Regions from separate parts of the Homo sapiens genome. Here region 1 is linked to region 2. A link is a loop called in an ENCODE intact Hi-C map of the cell type or tissue named here. Cell type or tissue: CD4-positive, alpha-beta T cell. All regions are shown on one strand. Each heading gives the region's core, and the rest is flanking DNA. Links, peaks and the distances in the headings are about the cores only. Region 1 overlaps ZFP64 (ZFP64 zinc finger protein). Region 2 has its middle 29 kb from the start of MOCS3.

Region 1 (15,057 bases), core at 2,782-10,781, 1.2 Mb after region 2:
AAGCAGGGGAAAGAAGTATTAAAATAAAAGCTGAGGCCAGGCATGGTGGCTCACACCTACAATCCCAGCACTTTGGGAGGCCAAGGCGGGCAGATCACGAGGTCAAGAGATCAAGACTATCCTGGTCAACATGGTGAAACCCCGTCTCTACAAAATATACAAAAAAATTAGCTGGGTGTGGTAGCGTGCACCTGTAGTCCCAGCTATTCGGGAGGCTGAGGCAGGAGAATCGCTTGAATTCGAGAGGTGGAGGTTGCAGTGAGCCGAGATCGCGCCACTGCACTCCAGCCTGGTGACAGAGCGAGACTCCGTCTCAAAAAAAAAAAAAAAAAAAAAAAATGCTGAAAGCTGAAATGAATGAAATGGAGGAGGGGTAGAGAAATAAATAAAAGCAAAAGTGCTACTTTTACTTTAATACAAATGACTAAATAAGTAAACCCTTAGCATACTAAGTAGAAGACTAAAAATACAACAATAAAAAAAGAAACCCCAAAACCAGTAGTAACAAGAAAGGTGGTGGACCCCCAAATGCTAAAGATATTAAAATATTTTAAAAAGAAAGTTAAATGGAATCATAGGGCCACGTAATTGAAAATTTAGAGCAGAGTAAATGATGTTTTTTCTTTTGCTAAATATAAACTACTAAAATTGATCCAGATAAGGTATACAACCTGAACAGATCAGTAATTACAGAAAATAATTGGGAAATTTGTTAAGAATGTTACAGTGAAAAAGAGTATCAGCCAAGATAACAGAACAGATAATTTCTGAGATAGTCAAACTATTTCAGGTCACCGAAAAAGAAGAAAAGAGCTCCAGCTTATTTTTAGAGTTGCACAAGCTCCAATTTATTTTTAGAGTTGCATAAGAAACAAGCAAAAATCAGAGATAGCACTAAAAAAGAAAACTAGAGACCAGCTGCATGTATGTGTATACAGTCGTTGCCACTTATCAACAGGGATCCATTCTGAGAAATAGGGCGTAGCCTATGGCTCTTAGGCTAGAAATCCATACAGCACGTGAATGTGCTGAGTACTATAGGTAATGGTAACACAATGGTAAGTACTTGTCTATCTAAATATAACTAAACATAGAAAAGGTACTGTAGCCCAGGCGTGGTGGCTCATGCCTGTAATCCCAGCACTTTGGGAGGCTTAGGTGGGTGGATCACTTGAGCCCAGGAGTTTGAGACCAGCCTGGGCAGAATGGCAACACCCCATCTCTACAAAAAATATGTGGTGGTACATGCCTGTGGTCCCAGCTACTTGGGAGGCTGAGGTGGGAGGATCACCTGAGCCTGGGGAGGTAGAGGCTGCAGTGAGCTGTGATTGTGCCACTGCACTCCAACCTGGGTGATAGAGTAATACCCTTTCTCAAAAACAAAACAAAACAAAACAAAAGTACAGTAAAAGTATGGTATAAAAGATAAAAATATGGTGCACCTGTTTAGGACACTTATCATGAATGGAGCTTGCAGGACTGGAAGTTGCTCTGGGTGAGTCAGTGGGTGAGTGGTGAGTGAATGTGAAGGCCTAGGTCATGACTGTGTACTACTGCAGACCTTATAAACACTGTACACTTAGACTACTCTAAATTTATTAAAAAAGTCTTTCTTCAGTAGTAAATTAAGTATAGCTTATTGTAACTGTTTTACTTTATACATGTATTAATTATATTTTGACTTATCAAAATCTTTTGTAATAACACTCAGCTTAAAACACAAGCATTGTACAACTGTACAAAAATATTCTTTCTTTATATCCTTATTCTATAAGCCTTTTCTATTTTATTTTTTTCTTTTACTTTTTCAACTTAAAAAAAAAACAAACTAAGACACAAACATGCGCATTAGCCTCAGCCTATGCAGGGTCAGGATCATCAAGATATCAGTAGGCAATAGAAATGTTTCAGCTCCTCAGAGATCTAGAACTAGAAATACCATTTGACCCAGCCATCCCATGCTGGGTATATACCCAAAGGGCTATAAATCATGCTGCTATAAAGACACATGCACACATATGTTTATTGCGGCACTATTCATAATAGCAAAGACTTGGAACCAATCCAAATGTCCAACAATGATAGACTGGATTAAGAAAATGTGGCACATATACACCATGGAATACTATGCAGCCATAAAAAATGATGAGTTCATGTCCTTTGTAGGGACATGGATGAAATTGGAAATCATCATTCTCAGTAAACTATCGCAAGGACAAAAAACCAAACACCGCATGTTCTCACTCATAGGTGGGAATTGAACAATGAGAACACATGGACACAGGAAGGGGAACATCACACTCTGGGGACTGTTGTGGGGTGGGGGGAGGGGAGAGGGATAGCATTAGGAGATATACCTAATGCTAAATGACGAGTTAATGGGCGCAGCACACCAGCATGGCACGTGTATACATATGTAACTAACCTGCACATTGTGCACATGTACCCTAAAACTTAAAGTATAATAAAAAAAAGAAATGTTTCAGCTCCATTATTCTTATGAGATCACCATTGTAACATGCAGTCTGTTGTTGACCAAAATGCTCTTATGTAGCACATGAACTAGAGTTGCAAAACTTCCAGATAAGATATTAGAAAACGAAATCCAGCAGTGTTTTGGAAGAATAATTCAACATGACCAAGAGGATTTCTTCCAGGAATGCAAGGTGACTTAACATACCAGGCTATATGCTACACAAATTCACTGTGTCAACATATTTAAGTGCAAAACCCAAATACTTACGGCTAACAATTTTAAGAAGATATTTGATAAAATTCAGCAAGCTACCCTGATAAGTAAAACTGCATCAGTATTTTATATGAACTTATCAAAAGAATGACTATGAAAATATTAAGTCTTCCACTCAAAAACCCTTATTTAACTCCATTGTAAACATTATTCAGTCAAATTATGTAGTCTATTTTCATTATATAAGGTCTGTGTTTCTTTTTTTTTGAGATGGAGTTGCACTCTGTCACCCAGGCTGGAGTGCAGTGGCGCAATTTTGGCTCACTGCAGCCTCCACCTCCTGGGTTCAAGCAATTTCACTCTAAGTGAAAACTGGAGTGGAAGAAAATGACCTAAGTACCATAAAAACCATTATCCAAAGGAGTGGTGTATATTACATTGGAAAATTCTGAAGTTAGAATTAGGGACACAGCAAGGATGCCAGCTGTATCAGCATTGTTTGGAGGTTCTGGCTAAAGCAACAGGACAAGAAAACAAAATAAGTAGTAAAAATATTCTAAAGGAAGAGATGAAACAATCTGAAAATAAAAGACTATATCAGATAATTATAAATCATATTTATCAGAGACCAAGAATTTCTAATAAATACCATTCATTACTGAGAATTTTTCTTTAATATAGACAAATATACCCTATTTTGGCTTTTCTTGATGTTTGCAACAAATGCAAAAATTCCTATTCACAATTATGATAAAATTATGGAATAATAAGAAAACACAGGACCGGGCACCGTGGCTCACACCTGTAATCCCAGCACTTTGGGAGGCCGAGGCAGGCGGATCACTTGAGGCCAGGAGTGCAAGACCAGCCTGGTCCACATGGCGAAACCCCATCTCTACTAAAGATACACACAAAAAAATTAGCCAGGCATGGTGGCAGGCGCCTGTAATCCCAGCTACTCAAGAGGCTGAAGTGGGAGAATCTCTTGAACCCAGGAGGTGGAGGCTGCAGTGAGCCAAAATTGGGTGGAAGACTTAATATTTTCATAGTTGTGCTTTTGATAAGTTCATATAAAATACTGATGCAATTTCAATAAAAATCTCCAAAAGGTTTTCTTTTTTGGTGGGGGTGGTTTAGGTACTGGATAAAATAACAGTTCCTTTGGAAGAATAAATATCTAAGAATTGCTAAGAACATTTTGGAAAATAATAGCTGGGGGAAGCTTTGTAAGTCTAAAAGATTAAGCTTACCTTAATGCTAGTATAATCAAATATGTCATGTTGGCCAGCCAGATCTTCTTTGGGAATCTCAGATCTATAATCTTCCAGAATAAAGAAGTTCTGGAAGTATATTTGTGAACTTTATCTACACGATGGCTTAAATTAGGATTTCAGTTTTCAGGAAAATAATATTTAACAAATGGTCCTGGCATAAGTGGACAGTCAAACCTGTTCATCATAACATATAAATATGAGTTCTTGGCATGAGCTGTAATCCCAGCACTCTGAAAGGCCGAGGTGGGCAGATCACTGGAGGCCAGGAGTTTAAGACGAGCATGGCCAACATGGCGAAATCTCGTCTCTACTAAAAATACAAAAATTAGCCAGGTGTGGTGGCACACGCCTGTGATCCCAGCTACGTGGGAGGCTGAGGCAGGAGAATCACCTGAGCCTGGGAGGCAGAGCAGGTAGTGAGCTGAGATCGCGCCACGGCACTCCAGGCTGGGCGACAGCCAGACTCTGTCTCAAAACAAGAAAAAAAAAAAAAAAAGAATTCTGGCTGCAGCAAGGAGCCATTGAAAAACAAATAAGCAAGCAGTAAAAACACTAAAGGGAAAACCAGTTTAATCTCAGGGGAAGGATGGACGTTCTTAGAAAACACACGTGCCACAAATGAAGCGACAGAAGAATCTAACTACAGAAAAAGACAGTCATTTTTATATGGTGACAGCCCCACAGGTAAAGTCAAAAGACAATGACAGGAGGGGAAGAAACTCAGCAATGTGTGACTGATGTCGGGTTAATGTCCCCAACTTCCCAACAACCAAAAGGAGGGAGTAAGAGTTCTAAGTTCATAGAAGAGAGAAGCACACATGGTCAACCAGCCCTATGCAGAGACGTCTCAGAAAACGCAGACCACAGCACCAGCTAGGGGAGTGCACAAAGGCCAGATAACCATTTTCACGCAGCAGAGTGATAAAACTTCCAAAGGTAGTTGAGCTCACATCAGGGATGAGACTATCATTGTGAAAATTAATCCGTATTTATGCAAGTACAAACTATGGAAACTCCGTGAAACTTACACTTTTGAATCTACTTACAGAAAAAAAAAAAAAAAAAGCTGAATATGAGAGTTTACTGGGGCAGTCGTAATGGCAAAAATATTCCCCAAACAACCTGAAGAATCATAATAGCAAGATGACGGACTAAAGCCTGGCATGTCTCTAACACTTATTTAAAAAAACTAGGTCTAGTTTTGTTGACCCACAGGACTGTCAATAAATGGAATAATCAAAGCAAGTTGCAGAGAAATGTACAGAGTATGATACAATTACTATAGAACTAGGAAAAACCTTTTCTATGTTATCTTTTGAGTCTACGTATATTGGTAAGAACACAGAGCACCTAACATTACTTACCTTGGGTGGGGTGAGAATACGGAGGGGCTGGAAGTTGTTGGCTTGGTGTTTGTACAATTCTGTGTATAATTTATTCCAAAGAGTAAGTTTTACTGTTTTGTTTGTAAAAAGACAAAACAACCAACAAATCAAATATGCATGTGTGTACATCTCTATGCATGCATGTGTATGTATGTATGTATGTGTATGTATTATATATGGAAGGCAGCTGGTAGGTAGAGATCTAAGGATACAAAAGGAAATATAGAATATAAAAAATATTATGCTTAATTAAACTACAACTTCATAACTGGAGTAGAAAACATATATACGTAAGCATAAAAAAAGATTGATAGGGGCCAGGTACGGTGGCTCACACCTGTAATCCCAGCACTTTGGGAGACCGAGGTGGGTGGATCACAAGGTCAGGAGATCGAGACCATCCTGGCTACGGTGAAACCCTGTCTCTACTAAAAATACAAAAAATTAGCCGGACTTGGTTGCGGGTGCCTAGAGTCCCAGCTACTCAGGAGGCTGAGGCAGGAGAATGGTGTGAACCCGGGAGGCGGAGCTTGTAGTGAGCTGAGATTGCGCCACTGCACTCCAGCCTGGGCAACAGAGTGAGACTCCACCTCAAAAAAAAAAAAAAGACTGATAGGAAGTCCATCAAAATGGTTACAATCTGTATAGTTTATATCTGGACAGTAAGATTATTAGTAACTTCTATTTTTTTCCTAGTAATATTCTGTTTTTCATATTTTCTATCTTGAATACACATTATAATCAGGAAAAAATCCTTTATGGTTGAAAAAAGTGGGAAAAGAGAAAGACATAGGAAATAGGACCATGACAATGGAAGTTTCCCAGCTGAAATTCAAAAGCAGAACAGTTTTTCTAAAGGGCTGTAAGCAATAAGTTTAAAGTGACAAAATTATTTAAATCACTAACATTGTACACTGCAAGCCTTTTCTGTTTCTTACCAAAAACATAGTTAATAACTCACTATTATCATTGATGATAGGAAAATAAAGAAATTATGGCAAATATAGCAAGTCATCAAAATTGTGTCCAACTATTACAGATCAAAGAAAGAAGAATAAAAGTGGTAGAAATGTATCTAAGTATTCTCATAATATTCTAAATATGCTTCTGTCCCAAGAGTAACCTCCCCTCCTCACCAATCCTTGCTGACAGCAGAAATGAGTGCTATTACAACCTTACAGAATGGCTTAAGGTACAAATATGGATGATTCTAGCTTGCTCTCTGGCACCACCTACTGATCAAACAGCATTTCAATGTAAAACAACACAATCTGAATTTTCCTCTTCTCAATACAACCTATGCTTTGGAAAAAATCTAGGTACTCTCTCAGTCCACTCATCTGGATTCTGCACAGATATTAACATCTCAAAAATGGTATTCTAGAAAATTCTGTCTTGTTAGTAGGAACTTTGATCATTTTTGTGTCTAAACAGAAATGCCAGGATTGTCAGTCTGAAGTTTCAAAATGAAAACAACAGTGGGATGGATCACTTTATCACTTTAGGTACCACATCTATTTAATGTGACTGTGGAGGAGGTAAGATGATTGTGTGACGTTTATGAAAGGACTAAAAACCTTTGCTGCTTCAGTTTGTTTTTGATTAATGACTCACGCCCCATCATTCCCAAATCCCACCTTGGCTCTAAAGAATCATTAACATTCAGTATATTTTAATCAGATATCAATTTATTATGGAACCATTCATTTTCTGCTCATTAGCACTAAACATTTTTTTTTGGGTCAAGTATCCATGTCATATTATGTAGAAAATGGTCCTTCATGCCAACAGACTTACATGTATAAAACATGAACACCCCCAAACTCTGGGGAGTATTCCAGAATGGGGCAAAAGAGAGGCTGGGAAGTACCATTTACTACACAAATGTAATAAGATGGACAGAAACCTTTATTAGAGTTGGAAAATCAAGTTGGAAACAAACACATGAATTCACTACTTAATGCATTTAATTCCAACCCCTCATTGGAATCATCTTGGTAACATTTAAGATTCTACAACAGTTATAATGCGACGATTCAGAGGTGGTCTCAAAGTTGTTACAGTGTTAAAAAAATTATAGTAAGCAGTATAAAATTACAATTTATTATGGGGCCAGGGGGATTCACAACCATCCTTAAAAACATTAAGAGCAAACCACGGCCAGGCATGGTGGCTCACACCTGTAATCCCAGCACTTTGGGAGGCTGAGGTGGGCAGATCACTTGAGGTCAGGAGTTCAACATGATGAAACCCCGTCTCTACTAAATATACAAAAATTAGCCAGTCATGATGTCGTACACCTGTGGTCCCAGCTACTCGGAGGGCTGAGGCATGAGAATCGCTTGAACCTGGGAGGCGGACGTTGCAGTGAGCCAAGATAGCGCCACTGCACTCCAGCCTGGGAAACAGAGCGAGACTCCGTCTCAAAAACAAAACAAAACAAAGAAAACATTAAGAGCAAACCTTTTAGAGAATTCTACTTAAGATTTCTTTTTCTCAATTCCTTTCCCCCACTCCTTTTGTTTTTTTAAGCACTAATCTGGAATGGAGTCGGCGGGACAGAGCAAAGCTGGATGGGCTGCCCCTTGAATGATGGAGTAGGTCTGCTTGGGTAGTTCTTGCTGGGAAGAGGAGGAGAAGACCGGTGGCGCTGTGGTGGCCACTGCGATGTTCTGGCCTCCATCGCTCACCACTGTCACTTCTGCTGTCCCCTCCTGAATCAAGGCGTTTAGGCCTTCAAAGTCAGTGCAAGTAATACCCGAACTGGTAATGAAAGTTTGATTGCCAGAGCCTTCCTGGGGGCCACCTGAGGCCGTGGGGATGAGAGTCTGGTGCAGAGTGGCTCCGTCCGTCTGCTCGTGGGTGGTCAGCAGGACAGCCGGCTGGGTCATTGCGCCCGCCTCGCTCGGACACCGCGAGGACTGAGGGGGGGCGATCAGACTGACCTGGCGCAGGATCTGCAGCCGGCTGTTCCCTGGGAGTTCCTCTGGGTTCTGGGCCACCAAGGCAGGCGGGACGATGTTCACTGCAGCGGCGGCAGCCTGGACGATGGTGTTCGCCTGGGGCACCTGATGCCCAACGATGATTTTGACTCTTCCCTCGCTGAACTGGGGCACTTGGCTGGGCTGGAGGGGCACCTGGAGGTGTCCCACAGTGAGGGGCGTGGCGGGCTGCTTGCTGGGGTCGATCTGAAACTGGAGAACGGTCACGTCCGAGTTCTTACTCTCACTGTACTCACTGTGCTGTCTCTTGTGGCTGCGGAGCGAGTCCTCCCGCATGAAGGAGGCATCGCATATATCGCAGTGGAAACTCTTCTTGGCATCCAGCTTGGCCACCTGCCGGCTGCTCTGCCTGCCGGTGTCCTTCCTCTCTAGAGCCTCAGTCTTAACCATGTCCCCATGGAACTTCTTCATGTGCTTGCTCAGGTTGCTGGGCTGTTTGGTGTCGAAGCTGCAGTAGTTGCACTTGAAAGGGCGGTCGGTGCAGTGGATACGCTCGTGGATGCGCAGGGCGGCCTTGCTGGAGCAGGAGTAGCTGCATTCCGAGCACTTCTCAGGATGCTCCGACTGGTGCACGCGGCTGTGCTTCCGGAGGGTGGCTTTGCTGTCACCCAGGAAGTCGCAATGAGGACACTTGAAGTTATTCCCGCTGTGCTTGATACGGATGTGCGACTTGAGGTTCCCCTTCATGGTGCAGCGGACATTGCAGAACTCGCACTTGAAAGGCTTCTCCCCCGAGTGCACCCGCATGTGCCTTTTCAAGTCCGAGCTGATTTTGAACTTGGCGCTACAGAGCCAGCACTGGAAGGGGGCGTCCCCTGTCAACACAAGGTGAGTTTCGATAAGAACAGGCAGGCAACAACCACAGCGGATCCCCCCGAAGCACACACCAGAAAATCGCTTATACAAGGTGGGTGGGTGCAGACCTCCTAACTGCAGCTTCTAGCAGCCCCTGGCAGTGGGGGAAGAGGGGCAGGGCGTCTTTATCTTTCCCCGGAACCCAAACCACCACCACCGGTATCAAACCCAGAAGAAAAATGGGAGATCGAAAAGAGCAATTTAATTGTCCCAGATAAAATAAGATTTACAAGTATACTTGTTATATTCTTTAAAACACTCAAACTATCTTTCATACAGTTAATTTGCCCACTCTGCTAGTTAATGGTTCACAGTTGAAGACTTTTGCACAACCCGTTGATTTTGATTGAGTTACATGTTGTAACAGATTCAACAATATATTTTCGAATGGGTCAGCTCCGTGCTGCACTCATTGGAGTATGGTTTTACAATGACTGAAACACCCAGCTTATATTTCATGCAGATCTTTATTAATAAAGATGTGTTTCTTGCACAAAATTTATTTATCCCATATTGCCAGCTGCGTTCTTTACTTGTGAAGTTACAAAATCCAGCTGCTTGATTTTTTTTAAAAAAAATTCATATTCGCTGAAAGATGAGCAAGGCAAGTGAAATTGCAAACATCTGATTGGATACCATATTCCAAATTTACTTCCTCAATGAATGCCAAGTCCAAATTATCTGAGGCAATGACAATTCAAGCAAATTGGCGACCCCTCATCTCAACATTGTTTAAGTAAGCAAAATAGCAGCTAATATTCTTCGATGGCTTCCGGGATGGCAGGCGCTATGCTGAGCACTCCACAAGCATGGTCTCGCTTGATGCTGGGAAGATTGCCCTGTGGTGGGTGCTATTATTAATATTGTTTTTTAACACAGTTACACAGAGGAGAAGGCTGAGACCCAGACAGACTACATAACTTGTTCTTGGTCGCCCCGTAGTACAAAGAAGGGCTTGGATTCCAATCCAGGCTGACTCCACAACTGGTATCTTTAGATGCTAGGTAATTATCTGTGCATATAACTGATGTTTGCTTTCTTAGGTCATAAACCCACAAGACTGGGATGGTGTTCCAGCTTTTTGACATAGGATCTGCTACTTCACCATGAGCTGCTTAATGAATGCAAACAAAGATGGCAGGAGGCAATTGAACAAGCTTCTAGAACACTGAGAGGCCTAAACCTAAACTTGAAAAAAATGCTTTGTATGACTGAATACCACCAAGATCATGCATACTAAACTCTAGAACAAGGAAGAGTAAGCTACAGCCTATGGGCTAGATCCTGCCCACAGCCTGTTTCTATAAATAAAGTTTTACTGAAACACAACCATGCATATTTGTTTACATATGGTTACTTGCCTGCCATAATGGTAGGGGTGAGTATTTGTGATAGATACTGCATGGCCCACAAAACCTAAAATATTTACTATCTGGCCCTTTTCAGAAAAAGGGCCGTTTGCTGCCTGAGAATGTTGTTCTTAACCTTTTTTATGCCATTACCCCTTTTTGGCAGTTTAGTGAAGTCCATGGAACCCTTCTTAGATAATGTTTTAAATGTACCAAATAAACTAAAATAAAAACCAATAGGAATATAAAAGAAACTAATTATATTAAAATAGTTATTACAGAGAAAAAATTGTGATATGCCAATGTGTGTGTTTCATTAATGAATTCAAGAATCAGACCTAGCGGCAGCTCTAGTAACTACAGTCATTTCTAAATAAAGAAGAGTGTAAAAGATATTTGCTCCATCTGCAGCAATCATTATGAAGAGATTTTTGATTTCCGCTGGCGACAACTTTACATGCACTGTTATCAGATTGGTTGCCTGTTTTCATAATTGAAGGACGTGTCAAATTTTAATACAGGCTAGTGAAAATGAAGACGTCTTTGTTTTCCCCACCCCCATTCAAGGACCTCCTTCCCAAATCTACTCATGGATTTCTCAGGGGCAGACGTCTGTAGACTCAAAGTCAGAATCCTTGCTCCAGAATGTTTTACTAGGTTTTCCAGTTATATCCCTGTCAAAATTATAGTGACAGTCTTTTTTCACTTTTTTTAAGCAATCTGCAGAGGTGAGACCCAGAAAATCCAGAAAACCAAATCTCGCAGCTAAGTTGCAGAGCTTAACAACGTTTTTTGGCATGAAAGCAAAGGTTTTAAATTCCTTTGTCTTTTTTTTTTTAATTTAACCATAAACATTTCTTTAATGAAGTATCCTGGTCAAATAGTCCCACTGGACACTAAGGTCTTCAAAGCTAATGACTATGTTCATTCTTGCCTACTACCTGATTCCCACTGTGTCTGGCACATAGCGAGGTTTAAAGAATGTTGGATGAATGAGCGACATATATTTAAGCTGACAGGTCCTCCTTGAGTTTGGGTTGCTACTAAAACAAGTGTTGATGTAGTCTATCCAATTGCCGAAAGGGTAAAAACAAAATCCTATTAATTTACAGTTTTACCAGTGCCACAGATTTATAAAAGGGAAAATGAACATTCCACGAAGACCATGCATAAATGGCACACACTGAAATTTTTGAAAAACACACCTTTTCTAGACCAATTTTAAAGATGCTGCTATAAATAGTAACTTCATCCTTATCAATCAAAATGAACCATTTTCATAAATGAATTTTTCAGCTTCTCTAACTTAGGCTGGGGGAAATTTCTGAAGCAAATCAGTTGGGCGTCGATTATGCCAATGTCTGAACTTGCTGTAGATTATAAAAATGTTCCCAAATCTTCCCACCTCCCACCCCTCCTTTAGCACGGCCTCTGCCATGTATGTAGTTAGGCATGTTCTCCCGTGATCCATGACAAAAGCCTCAACCATGTCGTTGGGTTTGGCCAATGGTATGTTTAGTAACTTGAAACAAGGAATGGCTTGAAATGGGCTTGTGCACTGGGGCTTGCTTGCTTGCTTACACCTCGGTCATGACCATGCGGTCAATCCTGGCCTAACCTGCTGGTCTCAGAAGGCCAAGAGACATGTGGAGCAGAGCTGATTTCCTCAGCCAAGGCCAGTGGACAGCCAGCCCATAACCAGCAGATCCTCAGACTAATAAGAGAGCCCAGCCAAGGTCAGCTGGTTTGCCCAGCTGATCCCCGCATGGGAACCAGAAAAAGCATATTGCATCTATTGAGGTTTTGTGGGCTATTACGCTGCATCACTGTGACAACAGACAATGGATACAGATATTGGTATCTAGAAAAAGGGTGACGCTGTAACAGAAAACCATAATACAGAGTATTGGTTTTGAGATTCGGTTGCATGTGGAGGCTGGAAAAATGGCAATGCACACTACTTAATGGCAAACATTTGGTAAGACTGTCACTCGTGGTAGCTTAGAAGACAGAAAATGTACATCATGAGTTTTGGACTTGAATAAAGAGATAAATTCTAGGCAGAACAGTGAAAGTGTTTTATAAGCTGCATATGATAAAAGACTACAAGAAAGAGACAAACTCAAAAAAAGAACTGGACATTTTGTAAGCAGAATTTAGAGGGAATATAGAAAGTCAAAGATTACTGGATATAGTTTCTCATCTCCAGCCAGCTTCTCCAGCCAGCTTTCCCAAGTAAGACAAAAGCCTGGGACAAAGACCATATCTAAGAAACTAGTCTCAGAGTGAAGACCAAATGTGAAATAAGGGGTCTGAATGTAAGACTCTTTATTAAAATCTCCAAAAGAGAATTAAGAATGGTGAGAATTAAGTTGGTGCCAAGTATGTTCTCTCAGCTGGACAAAGGACTCCTAAAACCCACAGAAGGTTAAATGCCAAAAGTGCCTATAATTGAGTTTAGAAAAAGAGGCAAGATTCCAAAAGAACTGTGGGTATGGCTTTTGGCATATGGATACATAGGAAACTCACACAGTTTTTAAAGACAGCTCTACCAGCAAAACTGTCACCAGCCTTACTAAAACAAAAGGTAAAAGACCTCCAGCTTTTGGTAGACAGGAAGCAAGCTGAGAAAGTTTCTCAAAGGTACATTTTGCAATCTTTTTCAGAAGTAGCTTAGGAAAGTGATGGAAAGGATGTTCCAATGGGCAGGGTTAAGAACCAAAGAGCTGAGCCAAGGCCTAACCAAGAAACATTCCCTAACCCCTGAGTAGGGGGAACCTGTGCCCAGAAGAATTTCAGAAATGCTATGGACCAGGGACTGACAAATGCCTCCCGTTCTTCTATACTACTTTCTTTCTTTTTTAAAATTATACTTTAAGTTCTGGGATACATGTGCAGAACGTGCAGGTTTGTTACACAGGTACACACGTGCCATGGTGGTTTGCTGACCCATCAACCCGTCATCTACATTAGGTATTTCTCCTAATGCTATCCCTCCCCTAGCCTCCCACCCCTTGACAGGCCCCAGTGTGTGATGTTCCCCTCCCTGTGTCCACATGTTCTCATTGTTCAACTCCCACTTATGAGTGAGAACATGTAGTGTTTGGTTTTCTGTTCCTGTGTTAGTTTGCTAAGAATGATGGTTTCCAGCTTCATCCATGTCCCTGCAAAGGACATGAACTCAACCTTTTTTATGGCTGCACAGTATTCCACAGTGTATATGTGCCACATTTTCTTTATCCAGTCTATCATTGATGGGCATTTGGGTTGGTTCCAAGTCTTTGCTATTGTGAATACTGCTGCAATAAACATATGTGTGCATGTGTCTTACACTACTTTCAAATGGTAGAATTATGGTAATTATTTTGGCTTTTTGTTTTACACTGTATATTGGGTGTATCATGACAGACAACTTGTCTTTTATTTCAACCGTCTCTAGATGAAGAGAAACCATATCCAGACCCAAGGGAGATCACGCAATTGTGGTCTTTAAGGCTGATCCTATGATTGGATGAGACTTGTTAATGCATTTTGCCTGTCAGAGAGATGTGAATGACGGTGGGGATAAAGGCGGACTGTGGTTGTTTGCAAAAATGGTCCCAATTCAGCCCAGCGCGGTGGCTAACACCTGTAATCCTAGCACTTTGGGAGGTTGAGGCGGGTGGATTGCCTGAGCTCAGGAGTTCGAGACCAGGCTGGGCAACATGGTGAAATCCCATCTCTACTAAAATACAAAAAATTAGCCAGGCATGGCAGTGTGAGCCTGTAATCCCAGCTACTCAGGAGGCTGAGGCAGGAGAATCACTTGAACCCAGGAGGCAGAGGTTGCAGTGAGCTGAGATCACGCCACTGCACTCCAGCCTGGGCAACAGAGTGAGACTCCATCTCAAAAAAGAAAGAAAGAAAGAAAAAGTCCCAATTCTTCACCTTCCCTGCATCCCCGACCTTTGCCATGTAACACTGTGATGACCTCTCACTGTCAGTGAGCTCAGTCCCGCCCTTGACACCAGGATGAAACATGTGACTTGCTTTAGCCAATGTGATGCTTGACAACTTATAGAAGCAAAGAGTTGAAATGGGCTTACACTGGGGCTTGCTTGCTTGCACCTCTGCCATCCTCATGAGAAGGACAAGCCTGGGTTAGTCCATGGTCCCAGGAGGAAGATGAGAGATGCACAGAACAGAACCAGATTGCCTCAGCCAAGGCCAGTGGACAGCCAGCCAGCCCATGGCCAGCAGATCCCCAGGGAAATCTGAAAGGCACCCAGCCTTCCCCACACATGTGGTTAAGCCAAGCCAAGATCAACAGAGTTGTCCAGTCAACTTCCTGCTGACCTAAAGTATGTTAGCAACAAATGTTTATTATACAACACTGAGATTTCATGGTTGTTACTGCAGCATGACTGAATCATTATCTAACTGATACACCGAAAGAAAAAAGTATGTAATTTATTGAGTTACCTACTCTGCTAATTTTGCTGTATGTTTTTTGGTCAAGCTGTT
Region 2 (15,057 bases), core at 4,446-12,445:
TTATTTTTTATTATTATTAAATTTGAGATGGGGCTCACTGTGTTGGCCAAGTTGGTCTTGAACTCCTGGCCTCAAGCAGTCCTCTGGCCTCGGCCTCCCAAAGTGCTAGGATTACAGGCACGAGCCACTGTGCCAGGTCAACTTAAATAATTTAAAATTAAGACATGCCAATTACAATCGCATCTCCTCTTGGGCTTCCCCGCTTTGTTTCTCTCCATGGCTCCGTCACCATCTGACGTAGTACATGCTTTCCTTGTTTATTTGTGGAATGATTGATTGAATCACTCTGGCAACCATCTTATAGTCTGAATAAGGTTTGGAATATTCGATGACTCTTTAAAAAAAACCCCTGTGTGATGTGTCTGAGTTTTTGAGTATGCCTAGAAGCACATCTAGAATAGGCCCCTCCTTTGTCTCCAGCTCTCGGAGGCAGTAAAAATTCATTTGCCAATTTAGTGGCTAAAGGAATGAGTAACCCGTTCCTCTTCCCTGTGAGTGAAACGTTCCACTTATATTGTGTCTACACATTCTTTGCAAATGTCAGTTGGAATGAATGAATCATGGGCTGAGGGATTGCACCATATGCAGCTGACCCGATGACTGAATCTCGCCTGTATGATGTCACCAGAGTCAGTGATGTGGGAGGGTTCGTAGGCCAGTGGTGACCCCCTCAAATGGGAAAAGTTACTTCATTGGGAGGTGACCTACCCTACTCAGAGGCCATGCTGAACTTGGGCTGTGTGGCACAGGTCAAGGGTGTAACCTTCGGAGACACTTCTGTCTGTCCTTAAGTCACTTCACTTCTCTGAGTTCCCTTGTGTGCAAAGTGAGGCTAGTGTTCATCTCTTCAACACACATTTGTGGAACAATGTGGGCTGGAGATGTGGAGTGAGCCGGGCAGGTGTGACACCTGTTTCCTTGGAGCTCACAGCTGGTGGGAGAAATAGACGAGACTTCGGGAAAGACAGACAACAATTGCACTGTTGGGACCGGCTTGAAGGAAATGAGAAAGGACAGTGGCACAGGGAGGTGGGGACTGGCACCAACAGGACCCTCGAGGGAGACGGGACCTGGCGCAGACATGCGGGTGGGAGTGAGCCCTCTGGGGTCTGGGTGGAGGCAGCCCAGGCAGGTGGAGGCACCGGCAAAGGCAAATGCTCCGAAGTGGGACAGAGCTCTGTGCGTTTGAGGAAGAGGCAGGGCCAGTGTGGCTGGAGTCCGGAAAGGAGAGAGAGGGGACAGGCTAAAGTCAGGGTTAGAGGACGCAGGGCCAGGCCACTGTGAGAAGTGTGGGCTGTGTTCTGCGGACTTCCTGAGGACTGGGCGGCGCGGTGTGTGAAGCCCAGGGGTCCAGCCAAGGACACTCCTTCCTTCCGTTGGGACTGGGCCAGCAGGGCTCAACAGGACACCCCTGCCAGAGCAGGAGGGCCTCCTCGGTGGGCCCTGTGGCTTCCTCAATCCTGCAGACGTTCCTGGGAGAAAACCAGCTTGTGGCAGGGCTGTGCAGGGCTGGGAAACCGGAGAGGGATTTCAGGGTGGGCACAGTGCGGGGCTGGCCAAGTTTGGGTCGCCTTCCAGCTTTGAGCACTTCCTTAACTATTGAACAGTGGCAGCGAGGTGGGTGGGCTCACCGGTGAGCTCCTTCAGCACGGCAGGGATGCATTTCTCAGGTCGGGCCATGTGGAGCATCCCATCTTCCCATGGGACCAACTCTTCTCCTAAGTCAGTCCCCGGAGGGAAGTGAGTGACAGCGCTGACCTCAGCAGTTTCAGAATGGGGGGATTGGCAGGACAGCTACTGTCCATTACCAGGAGGGGGCGCCAGATCACTTTAAAACATTTGTCATTCTGTACACTTGTGCTTTAAAAAGGCACATTCTTTAAAACCATTTTTTTGTTGTTAAACAACTTTAGTCTGTTTTGTTTTATAGCATAATGGCTATGAAGTCTTAGATTTTCTGTACTGGTTTAGTTTTTCCCTTAATGGACATTAAAATAAATACATCCCAACCACCGCAACCATAGCAATTGTTGTGAACTGCGAGCCAGTTCTAACAGCTGCATAAATATTAACTCATTTAATTCACAAGATCAGCTTATGAGGTGAGTACTATTATTATCCCTGCTTTACAGATGAAGAAACTGAGGCAGAGGTTACTGGGCTTGGCCTCGGTCCCTGCTGTGGCAGGTGTCAGAGGTGGGATTGGAACCCAGGCTCTAGAATCAGGGTTCAGCTCTGTTGCCTCTCTAAGGATTGAGGAGCAGAGGGGCTTGTGGTTCCCAGGTGTGTGCAGCCAGCCTTTTCTAAGCTCAGCTGTATGCACCTGGCATCTCTTAGATGCTGTCATGTCTAGAGCCTGGAGCTGGGGCTGGGATTGGGGCAAGGGGCCAGGGATTCTTAGATAAGTAAGACCTGGTAGCCCTCTCTCTGCCGAGGGGCACCGGGTCTGGGGGAAGAAGGTGGATCTCTATCCAGCAGTGTACAGACAGCAGGGAGGTGGGAATTGGAACCAGTCCTTGCTCAGGGCTCTGAATGTGCCAGCAACTTTCAGACAGAGACCCCCCCACCCATCCCCACCCCAGTGTTGCCCCAGCCAGTGACCAGGATGAGCAAGAGCCCCACCCTGACTGTAACCATGGAGCCCCACCCAGCCCCGGAGGCGTCAGCTGCATCATTGCCGCTGCCCTGACAACTGTAAATACTGTCTTTAGTCACATGGGCACTCTGCCTTCAGACAGAAAGAACAACCTTCTTGTCAAATACTGAGGCAAATTTATCTTGGACCCGGGCCACAGTGTTGTGAGGTGGAATGAAAGCTGTCACTTTGTTCCCAGCTCAAATTGTGCTCAGAGCTAAACACCCCTCCTCTCTGGCCTCAGTTTTCCCATCTGTAAAATGAAGGGCTTGAATTGGAAGACCTGTAACTTCTCTCCCAGCTTTGATATTATTATTTTTTGAGTTATCCTCACAAGGGATTCACTTCTCTTTTTCTCAGAGAGGAACCTGAATTATTGATGCTTTCTCGAAATTTGGCTGCCTCAGGCTTGGAGATTTCAGATGCCCCCATCCATCAAAAGTAGACAGGATTATACATTCATGAGGATAGATACTATCAAAGCAACAGAAAATAACAGGTGAGGATGTGGAGGAATTGGAACCCATGTGCATCGCTGGTGGGAATGTAAAATGCGTGGCCGCATAGTGGGTGGGAATGTAAAATGCGTGGCTGCTGTGGAAAACAGCATGGCGGTTCCCCAGCAAATTCAAAGTAAAATTGCCATATGTTCCAGCAAGTCCACTTCTGGGTATATATCAAAATGACTGAAAATAGGATTATGGAGAGATATTTGCACACTCATGTTTACAGAAGTATTATTTGCAGTTTCCAAAAAGTGGAAGCAGCTTTTTGGTATCCATTGACAGATAAATAGATAAACAAAATGTATAATATATGCATAATGGAATATTGTTCAGCCTTAAAAATAAAGGAAATTCTGACACAAGCTACAACATGGATGAACCTGGAGGACATTATGCTAAGTGAAATAATCCAGTCACAGAAGGACAAACACTGAATGATTCCACTTACATAAGGCACCTAGAGTAGTCAAATTCACAGAGATAGAAAGTACAATGGTGGTTGCAGGGATTAGGGAAGTGGGGAGAATTAGCGTTTAATGGATACAGAGTTTCAGTTACACAAGATGAAGAGTCCTGGAGGTGGATGGCACAACAACGTGAGTGTATGAACACTACTGAACTGCACACTTAAAAATGGTTAAGATGGTAAATTTTTTGGTCATTTTTTTAAACCACAGATAAAAACTTTTTTTTTTTTTTTGATGGAGTTTCACTCTTGTTGCCTAGGCTGGGAATGCAGTGGTGCAATCTTGGCTCACTGCAACCTCTGCCTTCCGGGTTCAACTGATTCTCCTGCGTCAGCCTCCCAAGTAGCTGGGATTACAGGCGCCCGCCACCACGCCCAGCTATTTTTTTTTTAATTAAAAAGTAAACTTTAATGTGAAAAATGCAAACTTGAGGAGGGCAGAAAGATCACACACACGGCTGTCAGTTCACACTTGGAGGGTTGCACAGCCCGGCAGAGGCGCTCCTCACTTCCCAGACAGTGTGGCGGCCGACGCCTGGCTAATTTTTGTATTTTTAGTAGAGATGGGGTTTCACTATGTTGGCCAGGCTGGTCTTGAACTCCTGACCTCAGGTGATCCACTCTCGGCCTCTTAGAGTGCTGGGATTACAGGTGTGAGCCACCGTGCCCGGCAAATACTCCCCGCCATGTTTTTTTTAAAGAGACAGCCTGTTGCCCAGGCTGGAGTGCAGTGGTCTGATCATAGCTCACTGCAGCCTCAAACTCCTGGGCTTAAGTGATCTTCCTATGCCAGGCTCCAGTAGCTGGGATTATAGGTGTGCACATCAGGCTAACCTTTTTAAAAAAGTAGACAGGATCACATTTTTTCTTATTAGAGGTCCAGCTATTTAGACAGTGCAACACAAAAGTTCAAGGCCGACAGGAAGAAGGCGTGTGTTGTGGAATCCACAGTGGGTGTCCACAGGACAGCGCAGAGACTGGCAGTGCTCTGTCTACCTGGGAGGGAATTCTGAGCAGGGAGGACTCTGAACTTGACCTAGTATAACTTTTTTTAGAAAGCAATTATGTAGTCACTTGATTCGTCATGTATTTCTTTTTTCTTCAACAAATGTAATGAGAGTCTACTAAATGTTGTGGCTTCAAGGATTACACTTCAGATTTATTTAAACTTTCCAAGTTGAACTTTATTTTTTCTGTTTCTATTTTTTAGTTTTTTAAGATATACCAAGTTGAACTTTAAAGAAATGTTTGTACATGTTAAAAAAAAATCCAAACAATATAAAAAGATAAGAAGTAAAAAGTATCTCAGTACCATAAGATAAGGTGAGAAACAAACAAACAAAAACTAAGTATCCCTTCTATCCCAACTCCTAGACCACCAGCTTGCTTCCCCAGAGCAGCCATGGTTACTAGAGTCCTGTGTCTCCTTTCTAAGATGGTGTGTGCCTACACAAGCAGAGATATGCAAATATCCCTCTCTTCAATACGAATGTGAGCATACATTGCACACTGTTCCACACACCATTCTACACCTTGCTTTTTTCACTTAACAGTGTACCTTTTTTTTTTTTTTTGAGACAGGGTCTCGCTCTGTCACCCAGGCGGGAGTGCAGTGGTGCAGTTTCTGCTCACTGCAACCTCCGCCTCCCCGGTTCAAGTGATTCTCGTGCCTCAGCCTCCCAAGTAGCTGGGATTACAGGCATGTGCCACCACGCTCAGCTCATTTTTTTTTTTGGATTTTTAGTAGAGACAAGGTTTCATCATGTTGGCCAGGCTGGTCTCGAACTCCTGGCCTCAAGTGATCTGCCCGCCTCAGCCTCCCAAAGTGTTGGGATTACAGGCGTGAGCCACTGCACCCAGCTAACAATGTACTTTTGAGATTGTCCAGATCAGTAACATGTAGATAAACTGAATTCATTTTTAACACCTCAGTTAACCTCCCACTGTCTGCATGCACTGTAACCAGATTAACCGGTGCCTTTTAATAAATGGGCCCTTCGTCTGTTTTTGTGCCCTAGTTCCTTTTTGGCAGTCTGGTGAAACCTATGGACCTTTGCTCAGAAAAGGTTTTTGTTTGTTTGTTTTTTTTTTTGAGATGGAATCTTGCTCTGTCGCCCAGGCTGGAGTGCAGGAGCGCGATCTCGGCTCACTGCAACCTCCGCCTCCCGCGTTCAACAATTCTCTTGCCTCAGCCTCCTGAGTAGCTGGGACTACAGGTGCCCACCACCATGCCTGGCTAACTTTTGTATTTTTAGTAGAGATGGGGTTCCACCATATTGGCCAGGCTGGTCTTGAACCCCTGACCACAGGTGATCTGCCTGCCTCAGCCTCCCAAAGTGCTAGGATTACAGGTGTGAGCCACTGCGCCTGGCCAAAAATATTTTTATTTTTTATTGTATTAAAACTATTTATTTATTTATTTATTTTTTGTTGCCAGGCTGGAGTGCAGTGGCACGATCTCGGCTCACTGCAACTTCCACCTCCTGGGTTCAAGCGATTCTCCTGCCTCAGCCTCCCAAGTAACTGGGACTAAAGGCACATGCCACCATGCCCAGCTAATTTTTTTGGTATTTTTAGTAGAGACGGGGTTTCACCATGTTGGCCAGGATGGTCTTGATCTCTTGACCTCGTGATCCACCCGCTTCTGCCTCCCAAAGTGCTGGGATTACAGGCGTGAGCCACCGCGCCCGCCTCTTTTTTCTTTTAAAAACAGTGTTTCACTCTGTTCCTCAGTCTGGAGCGAAATGGCCAGATCATAGCTCACCGCAGCCTTGAACTCCTGGGCTCAATTGTTCCTCCCACTTCAGCCTCCCATGTAGCTGGGACCACAGGTGTACACCACCACACCTGGCTAATTTTTTAATTTTTTTGTAGAGATGAGCATCTCGCTATGTTGCCCAGGCTGGTCTCAAACTCCTGGGCTCAAGTGATCCTCACGCCTCAGCCTCCCAAAGTGCTGTGAGCCACTGTGACTGGCAGGAAGATGTTTTTAAATCCATAAAGTAAAATACGTAACAATGCAAGGGAAACCAACCACTGTGCGGAAATACAATCCTATCCATGAATCCTCTGAGAGTCTGTGGCCCTGAGATAAAGAATCCCAACCAGTTTCTAGGCTTTTTTCTACTACAAACTGCTGCAACAAACATTTTTGTACATATATCCACTAGTTTCTATAGGATAATTTTCTAGAAATGTAATTACTGGGGCAGAAATCATATGCATGTTATGTTTGGATCAATTTTGCCAAATTGTCCCAAAAAGTTTGTGTCAATTGTGCAGGAGAGGACCTCTTTCTCTACTCCCTGGTGACAATGAAGTATAAAGCTTTATGAATTCTCCCGTTCTGATAGGTGAAAAATTGTCTTTCACTGTAGGTTTTTACTGCATTCTTGTTTTATGAGTGATGTTTTATAAGTTTAAAAGTGTTCCCATCAGTAAATGTTATTCTTTTGTTGGTGGAATTGCAGGTTATTTTCACTTAAAAAAAAAAAAACCCTGCTGTTTTCATGTATACTCTCAATTTTCTGCCATAAGAAAGCATTTTGTTTACATGAAAAGGGGGTGGGTATTTGGAAAGATAATATTAGTCCTGAAGAGTGGTAGTGAGGATGTAATTAGACCAAAAATAGAAGGATGCTTACTTTCTATTGGGGTCAATAGGTGATGAACAGGTAGAAAACACATAAACAATAATTTAAGCTACAAATGAAGTCAGTCCTGGTGATGTGGTAAGGAGGGACTGGGTAGGTAGCTGGTGATGGCTTCTTTAAAAAGGTTGCCAGGGTAAAACCTACTGCGGAGGTGACATTTGAGTTGAGGAAGAATGAGAAACAGGCAGGCACGTGAAGACCTGAGAAAAGGCTGTATTCTTCTCATGCTTGCATGATCCAGGTTTTGGGATTGACCTCTGTTTTTTTTTTTTTTTTTTTTTTTTTTTTTTTTTTGAGACAGAGTCTCGCTCTGGAGTGCAATGGCGTGATCTCGCCTCACTGAAATCTCCACCTCCCGGGTTCAAGCAATTCTCCTGCCTCAGCCTCCCAAGTAGCTGGGATTACAGGCATATGCCCTCAAGCCTGGCTAATTTTTGTATTTTTAGTAGAGATGTGGTGTCACTATGTTGGTCAGGCTGGTCTCGAACTCCTGACCTCATGTGGTCTGCCCACCTCGGCCTCCCAAAGGGCTGGGATTACAGGCATGAGCTACCGTGTCCGGCTGGGATTGACTTCTGATTCGAAGTTGAAACCATAAAACTATTGTGAAGAGATCCCACCAAGTGCCTAAGGATGGCATAGACCAGCTGTTAGAGGCGGCCTGAATGATTTTCTCCTGCCGATACGGACGGTCCAAAAGAACATTTCCTTTTTCCTTTGTAGAAATGTACAAACGTGGGTATTTACAAGCAGCGTCAGAGGGGAGAGCTTGGTTTTGACCCAAGGTTGTAGTTCTTGAAAGGACCAGTAGGTGGAGGTGAAGGACAAGGAACAGACACTACTTCTGCCAAGCCATCCAGGCCATTGCAATCTAGGTTGAGCCAGCCGCTTCCCGAGTCTAGTTAGGAGTATAGGAATGCCTGTTTCTGGCACATTAACCAGTCTGGGCATACATGAGCTCTAAAGCAGGGAAGTGAATGAACATGCATATAGCATGTGTTGTGGCCCAAGGAACTCTAAGGCTTTTTTTTTTTTTTTTTTTTTGCATTTACAAGGAAACTCCTCTTTCCTTCTGTCATATAAACCAGGGGTCACACAGGGAATGTAAATGAATTAAGAAGGTGTGGGGTAAAGAAACACATGCTCTCTCCAATGACTTTCATTTTCTCACTTTGGGTTAGAACCATAAGAATAGAGGAAGGTTTTTCTACTGTAAGAAGGATCACAGCCCTAAGCAGCTACAAAAGACACACTGGCTGGAGAGCAGGCAGTGACGGGGACTGCCCCTAGCTGCTGGGACAGTGAGTCAAGGGACAGCCCGTGCCCATCAGCTGAGCCAGTGGGAATACAGGCCTGGTGCTGCGAGGGGTTCACTTTTTTTTTTTTTTTTTTTTTTTTTGAGATGGAGTTTCGGTCTTGTTGTCCAGGCTGGAGTGCAATGGCGTGATCTTGGCTCACCGCAACTTCTGACTCCCGGGTTCAAGTGATTCTCCTGCCTCAACCTCCTGAGTAACTGGGATTACAGGCATGCACCACCACGCCTGGCTAATTTTGTATTTTTAGTAGAGATGGGGTTTATCCCCGTTGGTCAGGCTGGTTTCGAACTCCCAACCTTAAGTGATCCGCCCGCCTCGGCCTCCCAAAGTGCTGGGATTACAGGTGTGAGCCGCCGCACCCGGCTGAGGTGGGCATTATCATTTGCATGCCCATTTTACAGAGGAGGAAACTGAGGCTCCGAAAGGTGATGCAGCTCTTTCTTAGCCACCTGCATTGCTGTCCTTTGAACATACATTGCTTAGGCTGCCATGTTGACAGCCTTTGGGCTCCAGCCCCGGCAGCCTCTATTTCCTGATAGCCTTCGATTCACACATGCGGGTTGCCAGTGTGGGCCCAGTGGCTTTACATTTGAGTTTCCGAACCATCCCCCTCCCCCTGCACCGCCCCAGTTCCCTGAGACCTTTGGGGTCAATGTGGGGTGGGTGAGAAACGCCTGGCGGATTCAGAGGGTTCTGCTCTGTGGTTCTTGACCAGAATCTCTGGTATCAGGGCCCAGGCATTCATAAATTTTAAAAGCCCTCAGAAAATTCTAGCCTGAGCAGGGCTGAGAACCACTGGGGAGCTTAAGAAAGTCTTAGGGTAGCTGAGTTTGATGAGTCCTCTGATTGCATGCTATTCACTCACTGGATTGGCTGTGGGTCTTTGCAAGTGTGTACTGAGCAGGGCACAAGGTGGGCATCAGGAGAGTGGCGGTTGTGCAGAGTGGGGTTGCCAGCACAGTAGGGAGTCAGGAGGAGGCAGGGAAGAGCATTCCAGAGGAACCTCAGGATGTGCACAAGTCTGTCAGCAAGAGACCCTGGAAGGTTTAGACATGAACCACGATACCATCAGCAGCAGCTTCTCCGGATCGGGCCTCCCTGCCTCAGCATGCTCATGTGCTGATTGCAAACCCACTGTGTGCCCGGAGCTTCCAAGAGAGAAGGGAGAGGCAGAGAAGGAGGAGGCTGGGGAGGGGAGCTGGGACCAAGCCACAGAGAACTCAAGGCCTCCCTACACCTCTTAGACTTTATGTTTTTTATTTTTATTTTTTTGAGACAGGGTCAGCCTGCAGTGCAGGGGTGTGACCATGGCTCACTGCAACCTCGACCTCCTGAGATCAAGCCATCCTCCTACTTCAGCCTCTTGAGTAGCTGGGACCACAGATGTCACCACGCCCGACTAATTGTTTTTATTATTTGTAGAGAGGAGTTTTCATTATGTTGCCCAGGATGGTCTCAAACTCCTGGGCTCAAGCTGTTACTGGACAAAGAAGTCTTGATCCAGACCCCAATGAAGAGTTCTTGGATCTTGCACAGGAAGGAATTCAAGGGGAGTCGGAGAGTGCAGTGAGAGGAAGAGTTTACTGAAAGCTACTCTGTTACAGAGTAGGGTGTCCTCAGAAAGCAAGCAGAGGAATGCATCATCTTTGCTTTTCTTTCTTTCTTTCTTTCTTTCTTTCTTTCTTTCTTTCTTTCTTTCTTTCTTTCTTTCTTTCTTTCTTTCTCTCTCCTTCCTTCCTTCCTTTTTTCTTTCTTCCTTTCTTTCTTCTTTCTTTCTTTCTTTTTCTTTCTTTCTTTCTTTTTCTTTCTTTCTTTCTTTCTTCTTTCTTTCTTTTTTGCTCTCTCTCTCTCTTTTTTTTTTTTTTTTTTTTGTGACGGAGTCTCACTCTATCACCCAGGCTGGAGTGCAGTGGCGCGATCTCAGCTCACTGCAAGTTCCACCTCCGAGGTTCACGCCATTCTCCTGCCTCAGCCTCCCAAGTAGCTGAGATTAGAGGTGTGTGCCACCACGCCCGGCTAATTTTTGTATTTTTAGTAGAGACAGGGTTTCACCGTGTTAGCCAGGATGGTCTCGATCTCCTGACCTCGTGATCCACCCGCCTAGGCCTCCCAAAGTGCTGGGATTACAGGTGCATGCCACCACGTCTGGCTAATTTTTGTATTTTTAGTAGAGACGGGGTTTCACCATGTTGGTCTCGAACTCCTGACCTCAGGTGATCGTCCTGCCTCAGCCTCCCAGAGTGCTAGGATTACAGGCATGAGCCACCATGCCCAGCCTAAGCTTTGCTTATATAGAGGTCTTGTTTATGCAAAGACTAAACTAAGCTATGCCTGCATGCGGGTGAGCAGACAGCATGACAAAATTTATTATTCTATTGAGTTAAAGGAAACTATCCTTGACATTTTTGGGTGGGTACATCAAAGCATAACTATTATTATTTAGAAAACATATATTGTTATGGGTATTGGGACATTTGGATTCTCTGTTGTTATAGGGGCATGTCCTTGCAGGCAGCTTTAGTTGTTCCCTCTACTATAAACATCCCATGACTATGGGTGGTGACCAGCAAGGAATGTGCTTTGCTAGTCTCAAATGGAGCGGAACTTAAAATGGTGTTACTCTGGCCCTGTTATGCTCTTACTTTCCTAACAAAGCAATCCTCCCACCTCAGCCTCCCAAAGTGTTGGGATTACAGGTGTGAGCCACCACACCCAGCCGACTGTTAGGCCTTAGTCAGTCGGGGAGCCAGGGTCTTCTCACTGGGAATTTTAGGCACCAGGGCCCCAGAAGCTGGCAGAGGTGGTTGGGTCAGTAGCAGGGATGACCAATCATCCTGGTTTGCACAGGATGTTGAGTGCTAAAACTAAGAATGTCCTGGGAAAACCAGAATGGTTGGTCATCCTAGTAAAAACTCAGCTTCCCTTACCTTACTCTCAGCCAGCTCCTGGTCCCACCAGTGTGGATTTATACTAGCTTTTCAAATGTCGCTGTGTGCACCAATCACCTGGATTCTTATGGAAATGCAGACTCTCATCCCTCAGGTCTGGGGTGGGGACTAAGAGTCTGCATTTCTGTGTTTTTTTTTTTTTTTTTTGAGACAGAGTCTCACTCTGTCGCCTAGGCTGGAGTGCAGCAGCGCGATCTCAGCTCACTGCAAGCTCCGCCTCTCGGGTTCATGGCATCCTCCTGCCTCAGCCTCCGGAGTAGCTGGGACTACAGGCGCACGCTGCCACGCCGGGCTAATTTTTTGTATTTTTATTTTTTTTAGTAGAGACGGGGTTTCACCGTGTTAACCAGGGTGGTCTAGATCTCCTGACCTTGTGATCCGCCCCCCTCGGCCTCCCAAAGTGCTGGGATTACAGGTGTGAGCCACCATGCCCGGCCACATTTCTGTCTTTAAACTAAATTAATTAATTAATTATTATTATTTTAGAGACGGGGTTTCACTCTGTTGCCCAGGCTGGTCTCGAACTCCTGGCCTCAAGTCATCCTCCTACCTTGGTCTCCCAAAGTGCTGAGATTACAGGCGTGAGCCACTGTGTTCAGCCGAATCTGCATTTTTAATAAGCTTCCAGGTAGCATAGGTGTCGCTGGTCCATGGTCACAATTTGAGTAGCAAGAGTTGACAGCACCCTCAGGCTCATTGCAAACCAGCTACTTCCGGCCATAACTAGGAGAGAGAAGTTGTGACCACCCCAAAAGCACATCTGTATTTCCTAAGGCAAATACAAGCCAGCTTTCCCTCCACTGAACTGTCCAGGACTCAGGCTTGCAGTGAAAATCAGCTGCTGAATGTATTTTTGTTTAAAATCCACACACATTCTCTCACACTAGTTATTTAAAAAAATTAAAAGAAAAATCCACACACACCACATGCAGACAGCACCCATCACAGGTGCTATTTAGTTTGTTTTTCAATTGCTTGGTCCCTCCTGCTTGGGTACCATGTGTTTGCATTTTGCATTTTTTGCTTCTCCTTTTATCTCACTTTCTTTTCACCTCGCAGCAACCTGGTCAATGTGCAAATGAAAGACAGTCCCAGGGAAGAGGAAAACTCTTGCTGTGCAACCAGCTGGAAAGAGATTGAAATAAAAACTCACTTCACTTCTCCCCACCCCATTCTCTCCTGAGCAAGTAGAGGCAGGTTTGTCGAAATTGCCGGAAGGGACAATGTTGGCATTTGAGCTTCTAGGAATGTTCTTTTGGAGAGCAGGAGCACTGCCTCCAGGCCTGCTCCCTCCCACTGCTGCTTGGGAAGGATGGCTCCAGGACTGGGCGGCTCAGCCATGGTGGAACTGGGTCAGCTGTGGCTTTGGCAAGTTTCTCATCCTATCTGGGCCGCCTCTGTGAAATAGGAATAATGATTGTACCTACAGAGCTGGATATTACCTGTTTGTTCCCCCGACCCATTCTCTACCCTGAGAGACCGACTTTAGGGATTGCATCACTCAAGGGCCCTGCCTTCCGGCTTCGGCCCTGCCTTTGGCCTTCTGGTTCAGTTTGCAACGGGAGATACCAGCAGCAGATGGGTGCTGGGAAATTTACTCCCTGTTCTCTCCCTGCTCTGGGCTGCAGCTGTGAGTTTCTCTCTGACTGCAGCTCCTGACCAGGCAGATGCCTCAACAGTGCCAGGCTTGACGGTGTGTGTCAGCTATCAATTTATTGCCTCTCAGCTCCAAAGTCACCCTTCAATATCTGCTTTGCGTAATGGGCGGAGTTCCTTTTAAGCGTCATTCCTTTACAGTGAGTGCAGTGTTAAGTTTTCTCAGTAGAGGGCGCTAGAGGAACACCCCCTAGGTCTCTACTGTTTTCATCCCTCATCCGCTTTCAGACAATAGGCCAAGGCCTGGCCAATCAGAGCACTGCCTTCTCATAGCCTCACTGATTGGCTCAGGGATGGGCACACGGTCTAAACTGCTCCAATCACAGTGAGTCCCAGGACTTAGGTAGGAGCTACCCAAATGATACCTTGTGCTTTCCCATTGAACTTGAACTTGAGAAGATGAGAGGCTGGGTTGCTGCAGCCCTGTTGTCAGCATGAGGGGAGAGTCTTGAACTGCCAAGAATCGCCACAGGGAACTCAAGGGTGGAGCCAACATGGCAGAAGTTGTGAGATGGAGAGAAACTGACTTCTCATGACACAGTGTAGCTGCCCCTGAAGCTGGCAGGACCTTTGGGCTTTTCAGCTATGTGAACCTGTAGATAACCTCTCTCCAACCACCCCCCTCACCAGTGTTTTTTTGGTACAGAAGCCAGTTGGATTTTCTGCTATGTGGAAACATAGTTCTGCTGAATATAATGGCTTTAGGAAAGAAACAAAACAAAACAAAAACCATTGCTGTATTTATCCTCTTTGCCAGGCACCTTGCTGCATATCTCATTTACTTCTCTCTCCATCCTCACGCAGCCCTCAGAGGAAAGTGATCATCTCCATTTTCCAGATGAGAAAAACAATGCTCAGAGAAGTTAAGTAACTAGCTCAAGGCCACCCAGCTAGTGTGTGGTAGAAGCAGGATCCAGGCACGGGCTCCAGTGCATCATACCACTCAGTGCTGGCTGGCAGCAGAGTGGAAGCCACTCGTCCACCTGGCTCAGGGATTCTGGCAGCCACGGTGGGAGAAAGCAGGGATGCAATCTGTATGCCGAGTAATTGTACAACAGTGCAGTTCCCCCACATTCATTACCTAACTGCTAATGAAAAGATCTCCGAATTGTGGTGCTGCCAAGTCTGTTGTAGCGAAGTGTGAGAATGCATTTGTAATTAGCCGCGCCTTGCAGGCAAATGAGGAATGTGTGAAAGTCCCTTGAAATGTTATACAAAATAAGGCTAAAGCATATTCCATTATCTTACGTATGCTATTAATTGAACAGACCCTTTTCATTGTTGCTGTTGAGTTCTTGTGTGACGTTATTAACAATAGTTACTATTTATTGAGCACTTACTATGGCCCAGATACTTGGTGCTTTCTGTACTGCTTTGTTTCATGTAATCTTCACATCACTCCAACAGGGAGGATGTTATTGTTCCCTTTTTAAAGAGGATGAACTAGAAGTTCAGGGAGGTTCAATAACTTGCCCAGGGTCACACCGCAAGGCAGTGGCTTGTCAAGGAATCAAATTTGAAGTTCTCTGGCTCCAAAGCCCACGTTCCTTCTGTTTGTCCCAGCACTTGTCGTACTTTCTGCTGCTCTAGCTTGTCCCACTCACATAATAGTATGTGGCTGTTCAGTGTGGCTCCTTCAAGTGGGAGAGAGGGCCCTTCTCTGTTCTTCCTGTTACTGGAACACGGATGTGACTGCTGGATCTCTCAATTTATTCTGTCTTGAAAGCAAACCACGAAATTAAGAAAATTTTGTGGATTGTCTCTGCCTAAAGACCCATGTGCTTGGCCGATGAGACTGCTAAGTCCAGGTTTAAGACACTGTTATTGTAAAGGGTGTCGATAGGCCAGAAGGCAAAATGCTGAAGTTCACAGGACGC

What was found. A loop is a pair of places that touch in the nucleus more often than their neighbours do. Peaks named below come from ENCODE experiments on the same cell type or tissue, not always from the same donor. Only the 100,000 strongest peaks of a DNase experiment are listed, where the experiment ranks them.
Region 1: a loop joins it to region 2, with 26 times the contacts of the local background. A loop is called at or near these places in 5 of 110 quality-filtered maps.

The regions. Positions count from the first base shown.
Region 1 is chr20:52,144,264-52,159,320 of GRCh38, forward strand. It overlaps ZFP64 (ZFP64 zinc finger protein), which reads right to left. Exons shown (of 6, transcript NM_018197.3): 6 at 7,015-9,165. The coding sequence ends at 7,883. Among named protein-coding and RNA genes, the nearest start is that of ZFP64, 40 kb to the right of the region's middle. In CD4-positive, alpha-beta T cell, for the core only: CTCF peaks have their summits at 6,587 (motif pointing left) and 6,790; a DNase peak (open chromatin) is centred at 6,568.
Region 2 is chr20:50,979,833-50,994,889 of GRCh38, forward strand. No RefSeq gene overlaps it. Among named protein-coding and RNA genes, the nearest start is that of MOCS3, 29 kb to the left of the region's middle. RefSeq lists enhancers at 9,811-10,773, 13,280-13,574. In CD4-positive, alpha-beta T cell, for the core only: CTCF peaks have their summits at 8,072 (motif pointing right) and 8,271; a DNase peak (open chromatin) is centred at 8,079; H3K27me3 peaks cover 589 bases.